Linked DNA regions of Homo sapiens: region 1 is linked to region 2. A link is a loop called in an ENCODE intact Hi-C map of the cell type or tissue named here. Cell type or tissue: heart left ventricle. All regions are shown on one strand. Each heading gives the region's core, and the rest is flanking DNA. Links, peaks and the distances in the headings are about the cores only.

Region 1 (8,338 bases), core at 71-8,070, 49 kb after region 2:
CACTCTAGAGTTTTTTCTCAGTTCGTCATACAGTGTTTTGAAAGTTTGTAATTGGTGTGAACAGTAATGAGTAAATATCTTGGGATTCTATGTGGATGACCTAACTGGGAAATAATGTTGAAACAAATGTATAAGGAAGTGTCTTGAAAAACCATGGGTTTAGCTGATTAAAGTACAGGATTCAAAGTTCTCTGTTGTGTGATCCTGAACAAATCTGAACTTTCCTTTCTCCTTTTACAAAATGGGTATAACAACAATATTTGCCCTACAACTCCACAAGGTTGTGGGTAGAATCAAATGAAATAACCTACATAAACTTGGGAACTGTAAAACAACATACAGATGTTAAGTGGCTGTTATTGTAATGTTAGGTTACTAATGTGGCTTTTTTTTAAACTTTACCTCTAAAGGAGTGATTTAGACTTTCTGAGTATAATCAAATTAAAGGTTCTGTATTACTTATATTACTCTGGCGTTCTTTCCTTTCTTCCACATGGCTGAGAACAAGACTATCTCTTTTTTTTGTTTTTTTGTTTGTCTTCAGCTACCATGTTCATTTCTGGGCCACCAAAGAAACGACACCGGGGATGGTATCCTGGGTCACCTCTCCCCCAACCTGGCTTAGTTGTACCTGTCCCTACAGTTCGCCCTCTTTCAAGAACGGGTAAGATTTTAACAGAAGATGGATTGTAAGTGTGTTTTTAATTAGCAGAGATATCTTCTACTTCCATTCTTTCCCTGAATTCTTGACAATGAGTTATATGAGGATATTGATAGTAGCTAATGTTTTGTCCCGATCACATTTGCCTTCCCTACATGCACAAGATCATTACAACTGATCTGAATTCAACCTTTGGCTTAATTTCAACCCATAGCATTGAAAAGCCATTCGTTATATGGGACACAATGCTACCAACCCACCATCATAGAGCATATATGGACTTGTTTTGCTAGTAGTGGTGTTAGATTTTCCCTGCTGTTATCTGGTTCTTTATGTGACCCACGCTTATTATTTCTGACCTGGATGGTTCAGTCTGTGGCTAGAAACCTGAAAAACCAAAACCAACTGGCTCTCTTTCAGAACACCTAACTGTAGCCATTTGGTATCCACAGTTCAAACATTTGTCTACCTTGCTGAACAAACCACAGACAATTGTAAATATACTGGTTTTAAGACATAAATGAGTTATTTAAATGTTTGTTTAAATAAATAGTTTTAAAGACTACATAGACATCTTATATACACAAATAATTATGCCAGTCTGTCACTATGGTTGCTTGTAGGTAGTACTGGTTAATGATGAGTTCATCCTTCTTCACACTTTTCTATACCTTTCAAAATGTATGTAATGAACAGATATATGCCTTTGATAATCTTGGGGGGAAAGCTAAGATACCAAACAGGATCCAAAATATTGCATATGGAAAAAACAACTGGAAGGAAAATCAGCAAAATGCTAAATAGTAGTTGTAGCCACATGTTATGATTATGGTTAATTTTTTTTCTCCTTTTGTTTTTTTCACTTATCACTTTACACAATAAACCTAATGAAAAACACAACAAACCATTAGATTTCTAATGCTTCTCTGTTAAAAGTATTAAAACTGCATTGCTTTCTATTGTATTTCATTTAGTTTTCACGCCATCTTTCTTGTCAAACTTTTTTTTTTCCAGAGCCCCTTTTATCTGCCCCAGTTCCACAGACCCCACTAACTGGAATTTTACAACCCAGGCCCATTCCTGCAGGGGAAACTGTAATTGTTCCTGAAAACCTGCTGAGTAACTCAGGAGTTAGACCAGTAATTCTGATAGGTAAGGTAATGGAATTCCAAGTTGCCTGTGTCTGCTGGAATCTAGGAGTGTTTTTCCATTTCATTGTGTTTTTTCATGTATTCATGAAGATATTCATCCATCTGTTGATTCTGTCAGCTTTTATTGGTCAGCTCTTTCATGCTATATTAAACATGTGATTAGGAGCTGAGGATAAGGCAAAGTCTTTTTGCCCTCAAGGAGCACTGTTTAGTGGGGGAGTCTCACCTCGCATGAGCCACCAGCGTTGGTAAATAAGCATTACAACACATGGGCGATACCATTATAGCACACTGTGACATGTGAGCTCCTTAGAGGTTCACAACCAGGAGCAACCAGAACTCAGAGCTCTGAGAGAGGGCTTACCTCTGCCTGGAGGGATCTGAGAAGACTTCCCAGAGGTGTTGGTTAAGCTGGGTCCTGAAGGTTGGTCAAAGTGGACAAGGTCAGGGAGGAGACATTCCAGTCAAAGGGAGCCAAACCACAAAGAAATGAAACAAGCCAAGCCAGCTGAAAGACCCTACTCAAGAGAACCAAGAGGCCCTACAGTTGCAGGTCTGAACCTTAGCATCTTTGAGGAGGCTGAGTCCTTCCAGGTGGTCTACAAGTGGAGGTATAGACATTTAGGGGTCCCTACATTCCAGGACTAACTTAGTGCTTTTCATACCCATTTCAGGAGACTCCTTGGTTTAGGGCTGGCCTAGGCCAGAAGGAGACTGCTTGCTCTACCTTAAGGACAAAATAGATAGGGTGTTTAAGTTCCCCACATCTTTAGGGTGTGTTTACATGCAGTGTTATTTGCTTTTTGGGTTGGCCTGAGCCTGCCTAATTGGATGGTTTTGCTTGGAGTCATGTCCTTTACCTGGTTGCTTTATCTGCTAATCCTAGATCTGTAGGTACTGAGGGGATCCCAGTTGCTTAAATGCTGTATAGATTAGGAAGCTCTTTTTGAACATTAACATAGTGCCACTAAGCTTTGGAAAGATGCATAGAACGTGGGACCCTTTGGTCCTTTGGTGCCTGCCTTTTAGAAAGTCTCACAGAGGGACTATCCTCTCCATCAACCACCAAAACAGAGCATATTTTGGACATATTTTATCCTATCTATTTCAAAACAATTTGAGACTGTTTACTGACATTTAGGAAGACAACCTCACAAAAATAGCTAAGATAACAAAGGAACAGGGATCTCCAAGCACCTGAAACTAGAAGAATCTTGCTATTAATCAATGAATTTAGCTTACTTTTTTTTTTTTTTTTTAAAGAAAATCTCAGGAATATCTCCAGGTGGATAGTGTCAGAAAGGAAAGGAAAGGGGAAAGGAAAGGAAATCTCAGGAAGTGAAACATGTATTGTCATTTGTTTCTGTTTTTGTTTTTTGTCATTGTTTTTTGAGACAGAGTCTTGCTCTGTCACTCAGGCTGGAGTGCAGTGGCACAATCTCTGCTCACTGCAAGCTCCGCCTCCTGGGTTCAAGTGATTCTTCTGCCTCCTGAGTAGCTGAGATTACGAGCGTGCACCACCACGCTCAGCCTAGTTTTGTATTTTTAGTAGAGATGGGGTTTCATCATGTTGGCCAGGCTGGTCTCAACTCCTGACCTCAAGCAATCTGCCTGCCTCAGCCTCCCAAAGTGCTGGGATTATAGGCGTGAGCTGCACCCCACCTGGCCAGTGTTTTTTGTTTTTGAGACGGAGTCTCTCTCTGTGGCTCAGGCGGGAGTGCAGTGGCGCGATCTCGGCTCACTGCAACCTCTGCCTCCTGGGTTCAAGCGATTCTCCTGCCTCAGCCTCCCATGTAGTTGCATGCCACCATGCCTGGCTAATTTTTGTACTTTTAGTAGAGGCTGGGTTTCGCCTCTACTAAAGGTGAAAATGTTGGCCAGGCTGGTCTCAAACTCCCGACCTCAGGTGATCCACCCGCCTGGGCCTCCCAAAGTGCGGGGATTATAGGCGTGAGCCACCTTGCCCAGCCATATTGTCATTTGTTTGTTTTCTGATTTCTTATCTGAAAATAAACTTGATCAGGGACTTTATCAGAAATATTTTATCATTGCAGTTTTACAGAGGATACAGACATGTTTTGCAAACTCATCAGTCTTCCAGCAAAATATTAACATGTTCCTTCCATGAGAAACAGAGATAATATGAGTACAGTTGTCCCTTAGTATCCCTGGGGGATTGATTCCAGGCCCCGTCCCATATCAAATCGAATATCCTCAAGTCCCTCATATAAAATGGCACAGTATTTGCATATAACCTATGCACATCCTCCCATATACATTAAACCACCTCTCCATTGCTTGTAATACTTAATACAGTGCCTACACATCACGTCATTCACATGAATTCAGTGTACTACTCAGCCCACAGCAAATTCAAGTTTCACTTCTTGGAACTTTGTGGAATTTTTTCTTCTGACTATTTCAGTCCACGGTTGATTGAACGTGGAACCCACAGACATAGAGGGCCAACTGTATTTTCTTTCCTGTTCATTTAACTTAATATAAGGATAGAATTTGGAGCATCCAAGTGAATTCCCTGGGATTGATATGTTTGAGTGATTTGTTTGGTAGCTATCTCAGAGGGCAGGGAATTTTGTTAAGCAGCTTTGATCGTCGTTGAGCAAGTGTACCTGGTTGGACCATAAAAAGAAATGTTGAACTGTACTGACCTGCTTCTATTGGGACAGGCTATGGCACTTTACCCTATTTCTATGGAAATGTTGGTGACATTGTTGTGAGTCCTCTGCTGGTGAATTGCTACAAGATTCCACAGTTGGAAAACAAAGATTTGGAAAAATTAGGGTTGACCGGCAGCCAATTTCTGAGCGTGGAAAACATGATTCTTCTGACGATACAGTATCTTGTGCGGCTGGGTAAGTCATTTTCCATAATCATTTGCTGGTGACTACTTTTGAGGATTTTTTGTGATGTACTTTTTCTTTCTTTCTCACATTTATCCTCCTATCTCTTATTTTCCCTCTTTCGCTTCTAATGTTCTTTCCCTTCAACCCCATTCTCTGTAACTTTTCCCTTTCCTCTCCTTCATTTCTTTTCTACTCCTTTCCTTTCCTCTTCTTTGGGTCCTAGAGGAGATGAATTGCACCACCTAGTGTCCAGTCTCATGATGCTGCAAAGGTCTCCAAAGTAGTTAAGGTAGGCAGAACCTTAAAGGGTTGTGCCTTGAGCACCCCTTCTCTGGGGAGCTTGGCCAGGCCACCTTTCTGAAAGTGCACCTACCATCTGGAGTGCAAACACAGCCATTGTCTTAAACAATTATTTTCCAGTTTTCCACTTAGCCTTTTTATCTTGTTTATCCACTGGCCCTACACCCATTTTTTTTCTTCTCCAGCTACACCCCTTTGATGGAGTCCCATCGTGCTTTCCATCATTGAGGTCATAACTGTGGACCTCCCTGGAAGGTCTTTAAGCTATAGGGTAAGGGGGATATGTAGGTCATGAACCCTTCACTTCCTCTATCTGATATATTCTCCGAAGCCCCAAAGTGGGTGTATGCAGGTGCCCTGACAATACTAGAGTGGCTTAGCAGCATTTACATCGAAATGTCCTTTATTTTGCAAATGGCAGTAGGCCATCTAATTATACACTCACTCTATCACTTCAAGCCACTGATTTACTTAGAAAAATATTTGAGATGTGGCCGGGCACGGTGGCTCACGCCCGTGATCCCAACACTTTGGGAGGCCAAGGTGGGCGGATCACCTGAGGTGGGGAGTTCGAGACCAGCCTGACCAACATGGAGAAACCCCATCTCTACTAAAAATACAAAATTAGCTGGGCGTGGTGGCGCATGCCTGTAATCCCAGCTACTCAGGAGGCTGAGGCAAAAGAATTGCTTGAACCCGGGAGGCGGAGGTTGCAGTGAGCCCAGATCACGTCATTGCACTCCAGCTTGGGCAACAAGAGTGAAACTCCATCTCAAAAAAAAAGAAAAGAAAAGAAAAGAAAAAAATATTTGAGATGTAAAATTACACATAAAAATATTAGTATGCACTCTTGTGAAATTTTTTAATTTTAGAAAATACTTCAGTGTTAGGAGATAATAAAAACACTGGACTAAATAACTTTAAAAGAAAGAAAAAAGCTTTATTAGGGCATATTCAGTGTTTGGTGCATTAGCTAGCAATCTTGACTAGAACTCTGTGCCCTGAGAGGCTGCCTTGACTTGGCCTCTGCTTCGACATGGCCTTTTGAAATTTACAAGGCACCAATTTCATGATAAACCTAGGACTTACTAATGATGCTTATTGAAAGGTAATACAATTATAAAGCTCATCTGGGTCCACAGCTCATTTGATGACATAATTTTAATTGCTACATACTGAAATTAGATTATAGACTGTGTTCTAAGATCTAAAGCCAACTTCTAAATGCACCCAGAATTAGTAAAACCAGGCTTCATAAAGTGATGATATAGCCAACCAAGAAAATCACTATAGCACTCTTTTTCAGTTTGTTTGTTTGTTTGATTATTTGTTTGTTTGTTTTGAGACCGAGTCTCACTCTGTTTCCCAGGCTGGAGTGCAGTGGTGCGATCTCGACTCACTGCAACCACCACCTCCCATGTTCAAGCAATTCTCATGTCTCAGCCTCCCGAGTAGCTGGGACTACAGGCGTGAACCACCACACCCTGCTAATTTTTGTATTTTTAGTAGAGACAGGGTTTCACCATGTTGGCCAGGCTGGTCTCAAACTCCTGATCTCAGGTGATCCACCTGCCTTGGGCTCCCAAAGTTGGGATTACAGGCATGAGTCACCACGCCCGGCCTCCTTTTCAATCTTAATAGCAATTTTTAAAATCGGAGTCTAATTTAATTAAATGAACCAAGTGGTCAAAATAAGATATCTTTTCTTAAAGTACTAAATGCTCTTATCTTTTGTAAAGAAAAAGAAAAGAAAAGAAAAAAAGAAACAATTTCAATTTAATTACACAGATTCTTCTCTGACCTGCAGGATCAGTTCTTTCCTGAATTTGACTTGCAGTCAATCAGTTAGGCCTCTCGATATACATGAATAGCTATTTCTCTTTTAAAACCTAAGCTTTGTACATTGAGACATCTCTATCCCTCAACAACTGTTCTGGAGTCCTTTATTTATTTATTATTTATTTATTTCTTTATTTCTTGCCTCTGGAGGTTTCAAGAAGGCAAGCAAGAATAGTTTCACATATGGCATAGATTATAGACATTTAAAAAAATAAATCTAAACTTCTAAAAGGATTTTTAATACTTCAGCGGCTCAGTTACTTAGAGGTATCAGAGAAGAAGAAAAGCAAGATTCTTCAGAAGGAACCATACCTCTTCACTACAGTCACTTTTAAAAAATCTCAGTCATTTCACAGTCAGAAAATCTTTGAAGTAGATAATGAAATCAGCAAATCCAGAGATTCTTGTAAGGCTCTGAGTCTATTTAAACCTTGACTTTTCCTATTAAGGTAGTTCTTTCTGAAAAGTCATTAAAACTGATACCTCAGCTAACCTAAGTTATTGGAGATCAGCACTTGAAGGAAAAGATTATTGTTATCAAGCTTGCGAAAGTGGAGAAAAGACACCTGCAATGTAATTGTAAAGGCTGAGGATGAGGTACTGGGTGTGGTGGCTCACGCTTGTAATCTCAGCACCTTGGGAGGCTGAGGCAGAAGGATCACTTGAGCCCAGAAGTTCAGAACTGCAGTGAGCTATGATTGTGCCACTGTACTCCAGCCTGGCAGACAGACAGAGACCCTGTCTCTAATTAAAAAAATTTAAAAAAAAAATTTTTTTAAAAGGCTGAGGATGAAAAAGTGATAGTTGATTTTTGGAAACAAGGCATTTTACTCTAAGAAGTCTCTTACCTCATTTAAACTTAATACCTTTTCCTCCACTTCTTGATTCCTAATTGTACATCAGTCAAAACTGTATAAAAGCGAGCTTTAAGGCAACAAAGGATGTTGTGAACATGTTTAGTAATTTTATTTTCCCAGAATGCCTTTGTGCTTTCAATTAATTATGCCTCCTGATAGAATATGTTACTTAGTCCTGGAGTGAGTCTTATGGACTACTAACCAGGCCCCTGAGCTTTCAGGTTGTTAATGAAAGACGGTAGGGAATTGGAGACAGCCAGGGCCACCTGCTTTTCAGCTGTCATGTTCTGGTGGAAGAAAGCGTTAAATAAATGACCACCTTCTATCCACTTTGAGCTCACTGAAAAGTGTTTACCTAGTGACAATTAACCATGATGCCAATTTGATAAAGCTGAATGAAGATCAGACATCTTGGTGGCTCCTAGGTGATTTTTTTTTAAAGAGCATCCCTCCACATTCCCAGCAAGTTTTTTGAGGACAGTAGAGGCCAGGCACGGTGGCTCACACCTGTAATCCCAACACTTTGGGAGGCTGAATAGGGTGGATACTTGAGGTCAGGAGTTTGAGAGCAGTCTGGCCAACATGGTGAAACCCCATCTCTATCAAAAATACAAAAATTAGCCAGGCATGTTGGGCATGCCTGTAATCCCAGATACTCCGGAGGCT
Region 2 (8,338 bases), core at 284-8,283:
CTCCTGAGTAGCTGGGACTACAGGCGCCCACCACCATGCCCAGCTAATTTTTGTATTTTTAGTAGAGATGGGGTTTCACCATATTGGCCAGGATGGTCTCAATCTCTTGACCTTGTGATCCACCCGCCTTGGCCTCCCAAAGTGCTGGGATTACAGGCGTGAGCCACCGCGCCAGGCCAACAAAAAAAGTTTAAAAAGTAAAAAACAAAACAAAACAAAAATTTTAATACAAAAAAGCCTTATAGAATAAGGATATAAGAAAGAAAACGTTTTTATACAGCTATACAAAGTGTTTGTGTTTTAAGTTTTATTATGAATCAGAAGGTTTTTAAAAGTTAAAAAGGTGATAAAGTTAAAAAGTTACAGTAAGCTAAGGTTAATTTATTATTGAAGAAAAAAACATTTTAGTAAATTTAGTGTAGCCTAAGGGTACAGCATTTACAAAGTGTACAGTAATGTCCTAGGCCTTCACATTCACTCATTACTCACTCACTGACTCACCCAGAGCAACTTCCAGTCCTGCAAGCTCTGTTTTAAGTGACTTATACAGGTGTGTCATTTTTTATCTTTTATATCGTATTTTCACTGTGCCTTTTCTGTGTTTACATATGTTTAGATACACAAATACTTAACCATTGTGTTACAACTGCCTATAGTATTCAGTACAATAGAATGCTATCCAGGTTTGTAGCCTAGGGGCATTAGGCTATACCATCTAGCCTACATGTGTGGTAGGCTGTATCATCTGGGTGTGTGAAAGTACACTCTATGATGTTCACACAACAAAATCGCCTCTTAGAATGCATCCATGTGGTTAAGTGATAAATGACTGTATATGAGTCAGAGAGGTGTTAATGAGGTCAAAGGAGCAGTTAATTAGGAGTTAAGAGACCTGGGTTCTGGATCTACTGTTTCTGGTGGTTGAGTATTTGGCCTTGGGCCACTTTCTTAGTCTCTTGGGGCCCTTCTTTCATTTACATATTAAAGAGGTTAGAACAGATCTGTGTTCCTCAATCGTTGACTCACAAATGTCTCTTATAATAGTGTGTAATCTTTTGAATTCAGAGATTTAAAAATTAATTCTGTCATTACATGGCATGTGATAAGGACTTGATTTTAAATAGAAAGTAATTTTAGATTGGTTTGTTTGTTTATTTATTTATTTATTTTGAGACAGAGTTTCACTCTTGTTGCCCAGGCTGGAGTGCAGTGGTGCAATCTCGGCTCACTGCAACCTCTGCCTCCTAGGTTCAAGCAATTCTCCTGCCTCAGCCTCCCGAGTGCCTGGGACTACAGGTCCATGCCACCACCCCCAGCTAATGTTTGTATTTTTAGTAGAGACAAGATTTCGCCATGTTGGCCAGGCTGGACTCGAACTCCTGACCTCAGGTGATCCACCCGCCTCAGCCTCCCAAAGTGTTGGGATTACAGGCGTGAGCCATTGCACCTGGCCTACTTAGATCAGTTTATTCATATACTGTTTGATATTCATGCTGTACAAGAAAGATTATCTACAGGGTTAGTACCAGTCTTGAGTGTTGAGTGCATTGAATAAGGTAATCTATATAGTATTTAGCACTGTGCCTGGCTATGGCAAGTGCTCCATAAGTTTTAGCTGCCATCATCATCATCATCAATTCCCAACTTTCAAACCTGTGAGCCCTGTTCCTTAATAGAGGTGGGTGGACACAGCAGATTTTTTTTTTCCAATGGGTTCCATGTATCCATAGGCTCCAAAAAATATTTGTAAACGAAGTAATATGACCGACATATTTAATGACTATTTTCCAAATAAATATAAATGATATTTTGAACAAATGCAGATGCACTTAAAATTGCTAAAGAATTCATAAGTTTTTATATTTTTTCTTAATTCATGAACTTCTAGAGTTAAATTGACTTTTAGAGTTTAAATTGACTTTTATTAATGTTAAAAAGGGATCTATAAGCTTGAAATGATTGAGCCCTGCAGTCTTGATAATTTTATTCTTTCTTCTGTTGACTTTTCCCAATTCTATTAGGCTTGTTTTTGAGGTTTGGTGACCCAAACTATATGGTAAATTTAATATGCCCCACCGCTTCATCCATTTTTTTAAATTTAAATTTTAATTTTTTTTCTTTAAAAAAAAAATTTAGACAGGGTCTTGTTCTGTCACCCAGGCTGGAGTACAATGGCACAATCCTGGCTCACTGCAACCTCTGCCTCCCTAGCTCAAGGGATGCTCCCATCTTAACCTCCTAGGTAGCTGGGACTACAAGCACTCACCACCAGGCCCGACTAATTTTTGTATTTTTTTGTAGAGATGGGGTTTCGCCCTGTTGCCTAGACTGGTCTTGAACTCCTGGACCCAAGCGATCTGCCTCTTTGGCCTCCCAAAGTGCTGGGATTACAGGCGTGAGCCACTGCACCTCGCCTCATCCAATGTTTTCATGGTGTTTTCTTTTTTATTTCTCATGCCAGTAACTGATAGCATTCAATTATCTGTTGACACTTGGTTAAAATCATAACATGAATTGATGCTAGGAGAATCTAGCATGGTTTTTCCCTACTTTGTATTGGGCAATGATAATGGTGCTCTCCTCGGGTTTGTGTAGGGAGAGGTAGGCATCCTCCTTGCTTCCAAAATTTTCTGAAATAGCGTTTTTTTCCCTGTTCTTGAGAGCAAGTCTCACGCTGTTGCCCAGGCTGGAGTGCAGTGGTGCGATCTTGGCTCACTGCAACCTCTGCCTCCCTGGTTCAAGTGATTCCCCTGCCTCAGCCTCCCAAGTAGCTGGGATTACATGCATGTGCCACCATGCCTAGCTAATTTGTTGTTGTTGTTGTTTGTTTGTTTTTTGAGACAGAGCCTCGCTCTGTTGCCCAGGCTGGAGTGCAGTGGCGCGATCTGGGCTCACTGCAAGCTCCGCCTCTACAGGTGCCTGCCACCATGTCCGGCTAATTTTTTTGTATCTTTAGTAGAGACGGGGTTTCACCATGTTAGCCAAGATGGTCTCGATCTCCTGACCTCATGATCCGCCCGCTTCTGCCTTCCAAAGTGCTGAGATTACAGGTGCGGGTCACCGCGCCCGGCCTTTTTTTGTATTTTTAATAGAGAAGGGTTTCACCATGTTGGCAAGGCTGGACTTGAACCGCAACCTTAAGTGATCCACCCACCTCGGCCTCCGAAAGTGCTGGGATTACAGGTGTGAGCCACTGCGCCCGGCCTGAAATAGCATTTATCATACTTTTATTCAGCCTTTCTCGGTTGCAAATGACAGAAACCCAACTGAAAATGGCTTAGGTAAAATGAAGAAATTACTGAAAGAATTCCAAAGAAAAGGTTTCATGGCCAGACCTTGGGAAAGGCAGATACAGCGGGCTGAGGGATCCAGATACTGCCAGAACAGTCTTTCAGCCTCCTGCCTGTGCTGACGGAGTTCCCTCCCAAGTCAAGAGACAGGGCTGGCACTAAGCAGTCTGAGCCATGCTCTCCTTGGCTCCATGTTCAGATTTTCTAGGGGAAAGGCTTTGATGGGCCTTGTTTATGTCATATGTCCACCCTTGGACCAATCAACTATGGCCAGAAAGTTGGGCTATCAAAGTGGCCCAGTTGGATCAGGTCCTAGCTCCACATCAATTTGGAGTGTCACAACTCCCTGGGGAAGTCATATGATTACAGTGAGTACAGACGGAATCATTCCCCAGAAGATTTGCAGCAGAACTGTAGCTGTTCCCTATAACACTGTCTGTGATTCTTGGTTCCTTATACATTCTTCCAAATGACTGCAATGTGAGTTCTTGGAGGAAGTTATATTTGGTTCAATTCTGTATCTCCTGGTCTTGGACAGCATCTGTTGCAAATGTTTGTTTAATAAACAATGAACAGATGAATTCATATAATACATTATGATATACAAAGTGGTTATGTAAGATTTTGTCACATCTTGTCATGTCATGTCATGGTAAAAAGTGAAATGCTGTAACAGTTTTGGCCCGTTCATCTAGGAGTCACCAAATTCTGAGCTTCAGTCTTTTCCTCTGTGAAAATAAAGAGTATCTCTATTCTGACACTGTACCCATCTAGAGAAGTGAATTTGGATTGGAAGTAAAATAATCGTATTACATGCACATAAAAACTACGTGGTTTTCAAAGTTTGTTGTGTATTCACCATTGCCCCACTTGTTGACCAGACTCACGCCTGTAATCCCAGCACTTTGTGAGGCCAAGGTGGGTGGATCACGAGGTCAGGAGTTCGAAACCAGCCTGGCCAACATGGGGAAGCTCCATCTCTACTAAAAAAAAAAAAAAAAAAAAAAATTAGCCGGGTGTGGTGGCGCACACGCCTGTAATCTCAGCTACTCGGGAGGCTGAGGCAGGAGAATCACTTGAACCTGGGAGGTGGAGGTTGCAGTAAGCCAAGATCCCACCATTGCACTCCAGCCTGGGCGACAGGGCGAGACTCCATCTCAAAAAAAAAAAAAAAAAGAAAAAAAAAAGAAAAAATATGAAGTTGTCGCTTTGGCTGAAGCGAAGCAGACGGAAATATTTCCTTTCAATGTCTTTTCAGCTTTGTTCAGAGGGCCACACTTGGCAGATTTGTCTTCTGGTTGGAGTATAGGGGTATAGGGACTTTAATTTAGTCTGTAATAGTGATTCTCAAAAATAAATCTACTCTCCAAATGAGTGATAAGAAGATATAATCTCACTAAACATTTCACTGTGTCCTTTTTTTTAAACTGGTTTTTAGGTTTTTGTCAAGCAGGAAAGGATTTGCGTTTGGTATCACTGTGTATGGAACAAATTGACATCCCAGCAGGATTCCTCCTGGTGGGGGCCAAGTCTCCCAATCTGCCTGAACACATCCTAGTTTGTGCTGTGGACAAGCGATTTCTACCAGATGATCATGGAAAAAATGCACTTTTAGGTGAGTGTTTCATGCTTATAAAATTCCTTCCAATATGAGGGAGTTAAAATACACATTTATTTAAAACTACTGCAGAATTTTAAAAAATATACCAGAGGATTATTTGGGGATTATATAGTTTAGTTCAATTATGAGACATTTTTTCTTTTAGTAACTTCTTTTTTTTTTTTCTTTTTTTCTTTTTTTGAGATGAAGTCTTGCTCCATCGCCCAGGCTGGAGTGCAATGGTGCAGTCTAGGCTCACTGCAACCTCTGCCTCCCAGGTTCAAGTGATTCTCCTGCCTCAGCCTCCCGAGTAGCTGGGACTACAGGTGCATGCCACCACACCCAGCTAATTTTTGTGTTTTTAGTAGAGACAGGGCTTCACCATATTGGCCGGAGTGGTCTTAAACCCCTGACCTCGTGATCTGCCCACCTCGGACACCCAAAGTGATGGGATTACAGGCGGTAACTTCTTAAACATTTATTTATTTTCTTTCTTTTTTTTTTTTCTTTTTTTTGAGACAGAGTTTTGCTCTTGTCACCCAGGCTGGAGTGCAGTGGCATGATCTCGGCTCACTGCAACCTCTGCCTCCTGGGTTCAAGCAATCCTCCTGCCTCAGCCTCCCGAGTAGCTGGGATTACAGGCGCCCACCATCACGCCCAGCTACTCTTTGTATTTTTAGTAAAGACAGGGTTTCACCATGTTGGCCAGGCTGGTCTCAAACTCCTGACCTCAGATGATCTGCCTGCCTTGGCCTCCCAAAGTGCTGGAATTACAGGCATGAGCCACCACGCCCGGCCTTTTCATTTTTATTAATTCTCAAAACACTTAGCTTAATTAAATGACTTTTTTGACCAGACATTTTTAAAAAGCATGCAATTTATCAAAAATTAATATTTTATAAAGAAAAGAGAATTCACTCTCTATAGTCATTGATATCAAGTCAGCTCTGATATTGGACCTGATATCAAGTCAACTCAATTATTTATCTGTGGATTATTCACTTTGTAAGTTATTTGTTGTTTTTCCATACCACTCATTCCAATGTCATATAGATAGATATTTCTATCTATACTTGTGTGATGTGATTCTCACTTTATATTTAACATTAGTTCACCCAAAATAACTAGGACTATGTATCTTTATATTTCTATCTATATGATATAAAATGTAAATGACTTTATCTAGAATTATTTTACTTTCTGATATTAGAGTCTGGGCTTTTTCACAACATAGCTTCCCTATATCACAAGAAATAACAGACTTGATTTATTTTATTTTAAATAATTAAAAAGATAAGAGAGCACATGAGATTTGTTGCTTTTCTACTGCTGCCATTTCTCTACTGTTGTTTTTGTTTCTCAGAATTTGTCTTACTATAGATGAAATCATGTTTCAGGCACAAATATCAGTAAAAAGGAAAAAGAATAGAGCAATGAATTCAAATATTGTATTGATCATGATGTGTATTTATTTTTGTAGTTTGATACATTCTTCCTAGTTATATAGTGTCATCAGAAAGTCTAGCAATACACTGATCAATAAGTGAGCCTGCACACGCTTTATAGAAGTTCCTTAAATTATAGCTTAAAGACTTTTTATGGTTCATAGGAAAAGAAATGGTAATTTTCATTTTTTATAAGGCTCTCATAAAAAAAGAACATTTTCGGCCTGGCACGGTGGCTCACGTCTGTAATCCCAGCACTTTGGGAGGTCGAGGTGGGCGGATCATGAGGTCAGGAGATCGAGACCTCTGGCTAACATGGTGAAACCCCGTCTCTACTAAAAAAAACCCCGTCTCTACTAAAAAAAACCCCGTCTCTACCAAAAATTAGCCGGGCGTGGTGGTGGGTGCCTGCAGTCCCAGCTACTTGGGAGGCTGAGGCAGGAGAATGGCGTGAACCCGGGAGGCAGAGCTTGCAGTTAGCGGAGATCGCGCCACTGCACTCCAGCCTGGGGGACAGAGCGAGACTCCGTCTCAAAAAAAAAAAAAAAAAAATAATAATAATAATTAGCTGGGCGTGGTGGCGCTTGTAGTCCCAGCTACTCGGGAGGCTGAGGCAGGAGAATAGCGTGAACCCGGGAGGTGGAGCTTGCAGTGAGCCAAGATGGCGCCCCTGCACTCTAGGCTGGGCGACAGAGTGAGACTGTCTCAGAAAAAAAGAAAAAACGTTTTCACTTTGTTTAGTGAAATTGAGCAGATGGTTTAATATAGAAGTCTAATGATAAATCTAATATGCTGGAGTAAATTAGCAGTGAAGATCCAACTACTCGTTTTTTCATTCAGCAGTATTTATTCAGGATGTACTGTGTGACAGAAATCACACGAGGCTCTTACGTAGGGACACAACAGTTAAAAGACTCAGTCCTGTTCCTCACAGAGCTTACTACCTAGTAGGCTGTAGTAGAACAACTTCAGAAAACTTTTTAGCATTTGAAAAGCATTATCGTCTCATCTAATGATAAACAGTTCAGGTGTGGCTCTGACTGTCGACAATGAAAATCTCTCATAATGCATTTTTTGTTCAATGATTCTTTGTGACTAGAGAATCCTCTTAGAATATGTCATGGAAAAGACACAGAAAACACCATCAGTATAATAGACTTCATAATCCTTAGAAATTAGGAGTGAGACCAAAGACCATGTGCTTTAGAATCAGAACTGTGTTCTAATCCCAGATTTGTCACTTAGTACTTTAAGAACTTCAGCAAGTATTTTAAGAACTTAAAGTCTTAGATTGCTCATGCATATAATGGGGCCATTAACGCCTACCTTGCCGGGTCATAAAGATCAAATGAGATGATGTCCTTAAAGCACCCACCCAGCACAGTGCTTGGGACATAGTATTTGCTCTTCAAATGGCAGTTATTTACTATTGTATTTATTAAATACCCTTACAGACTTGGAACCTTGCTTACTTTCTCTAGCCTTGTAAGTGGACATAATTTTTTACTAACCACTTCTCCATGTAAAAGTGTGGTGCAATAACAAAATGGCAGGTTTTTCTTAAATAAACACATTGCTGGGATTTTTACATGTTTGATACTCTTGTCCAAAAACTTTCATCCAACATTTCTTACTTAAAGTGGATGATTTTCGTATGCATTAAAATATAGTGGAAAAATGTTTAAGCTTCCACTATTCTGGAACCCCTGTGGATTCAAATATCAATTTGTCTAAATTTTTATATAAATTATGCAGATTCCAAAGACCATGGGGGAATTGATTTAAAAATATATTGATCCAGTTGGTAGTGCATGTGCCCCAAATCTACCATGCAATTGGAAGACTTGATTGCCAGAAAAACTAGAAGGTAATTTGGCTGTGAGTGGTGTTATTTTTTGTTTTCAATGACAACAAGAACTTCAAGCAGATAAAATCTCCCTTGAAGGAAGGCTAATGCTGAAGCCATACAGGGTTTTTAAAATGGACTGTAGGATTCTAACTCT

What was found. A loop is a pair of places that touch in the nucleus more often than their neighbours do. Peaks named below come from ENCODE experiments on the same cell type or tissue, not always from the same donor. Only the 100,000 strongest peaks of a DNase experiment are listed, where the experiment ranks them.
Region 1: it touches region 2 in a loop (2.2-fold over the local background); 12 of 110 quality-filtered maps call a loop at or near these places.

Annotation. Positions count from the first base shown.
Region 1 is chr18:21,439,725-21,448,062 of GRCh38, forward strand. It overlaps GREB1L (GREB1 like retinoic acid receptor coactivator), which reads left to right. Exons shown (of 33, transcript NM_001142966.3): 9 at 545-664; 10 at 1,676-1,813; 11 at 4,500-4,685. All of the region lies in intron 1 of GREB1L-AS1 (GREB1L antisense RNA 1), which reads right to left. Among named protein-coding and RNA genes, the nearest start is that of GREB1L-AS1, 7.2 kb to the right of the region's middle. In heart left ventricle, for the core only: a CTCF peak has its summit at 4,927 (motif pointing left); no DNase peak of the experiment used is centred there.
Region 2 is chr18:21,390,657-21,398,994 of GRCh38, forward strand. It overlaps GREB1L (GREB1 like retinoic acid receptor coactivator), which reads left to right. Exons shown (of 33, transcript NM_001142966.3): 5 at 4,729-4,905. All of the region lies in intron 2 of GREB1L-AS1 (GREB1L antisense RNA 1), which reads right to left. Among named protein-coding and RNA genes, the nearest start is that of GREB1L-AS1, 56 kb to the right of the region's middle. RefSeq lists an enhancer at 339-1,191. In heart left ventricle, for the core only: no CTCF peak of the experiment used is centred there; no DNase peak of the experiment used is centred there; H3K27ac peaks cover 271 bases.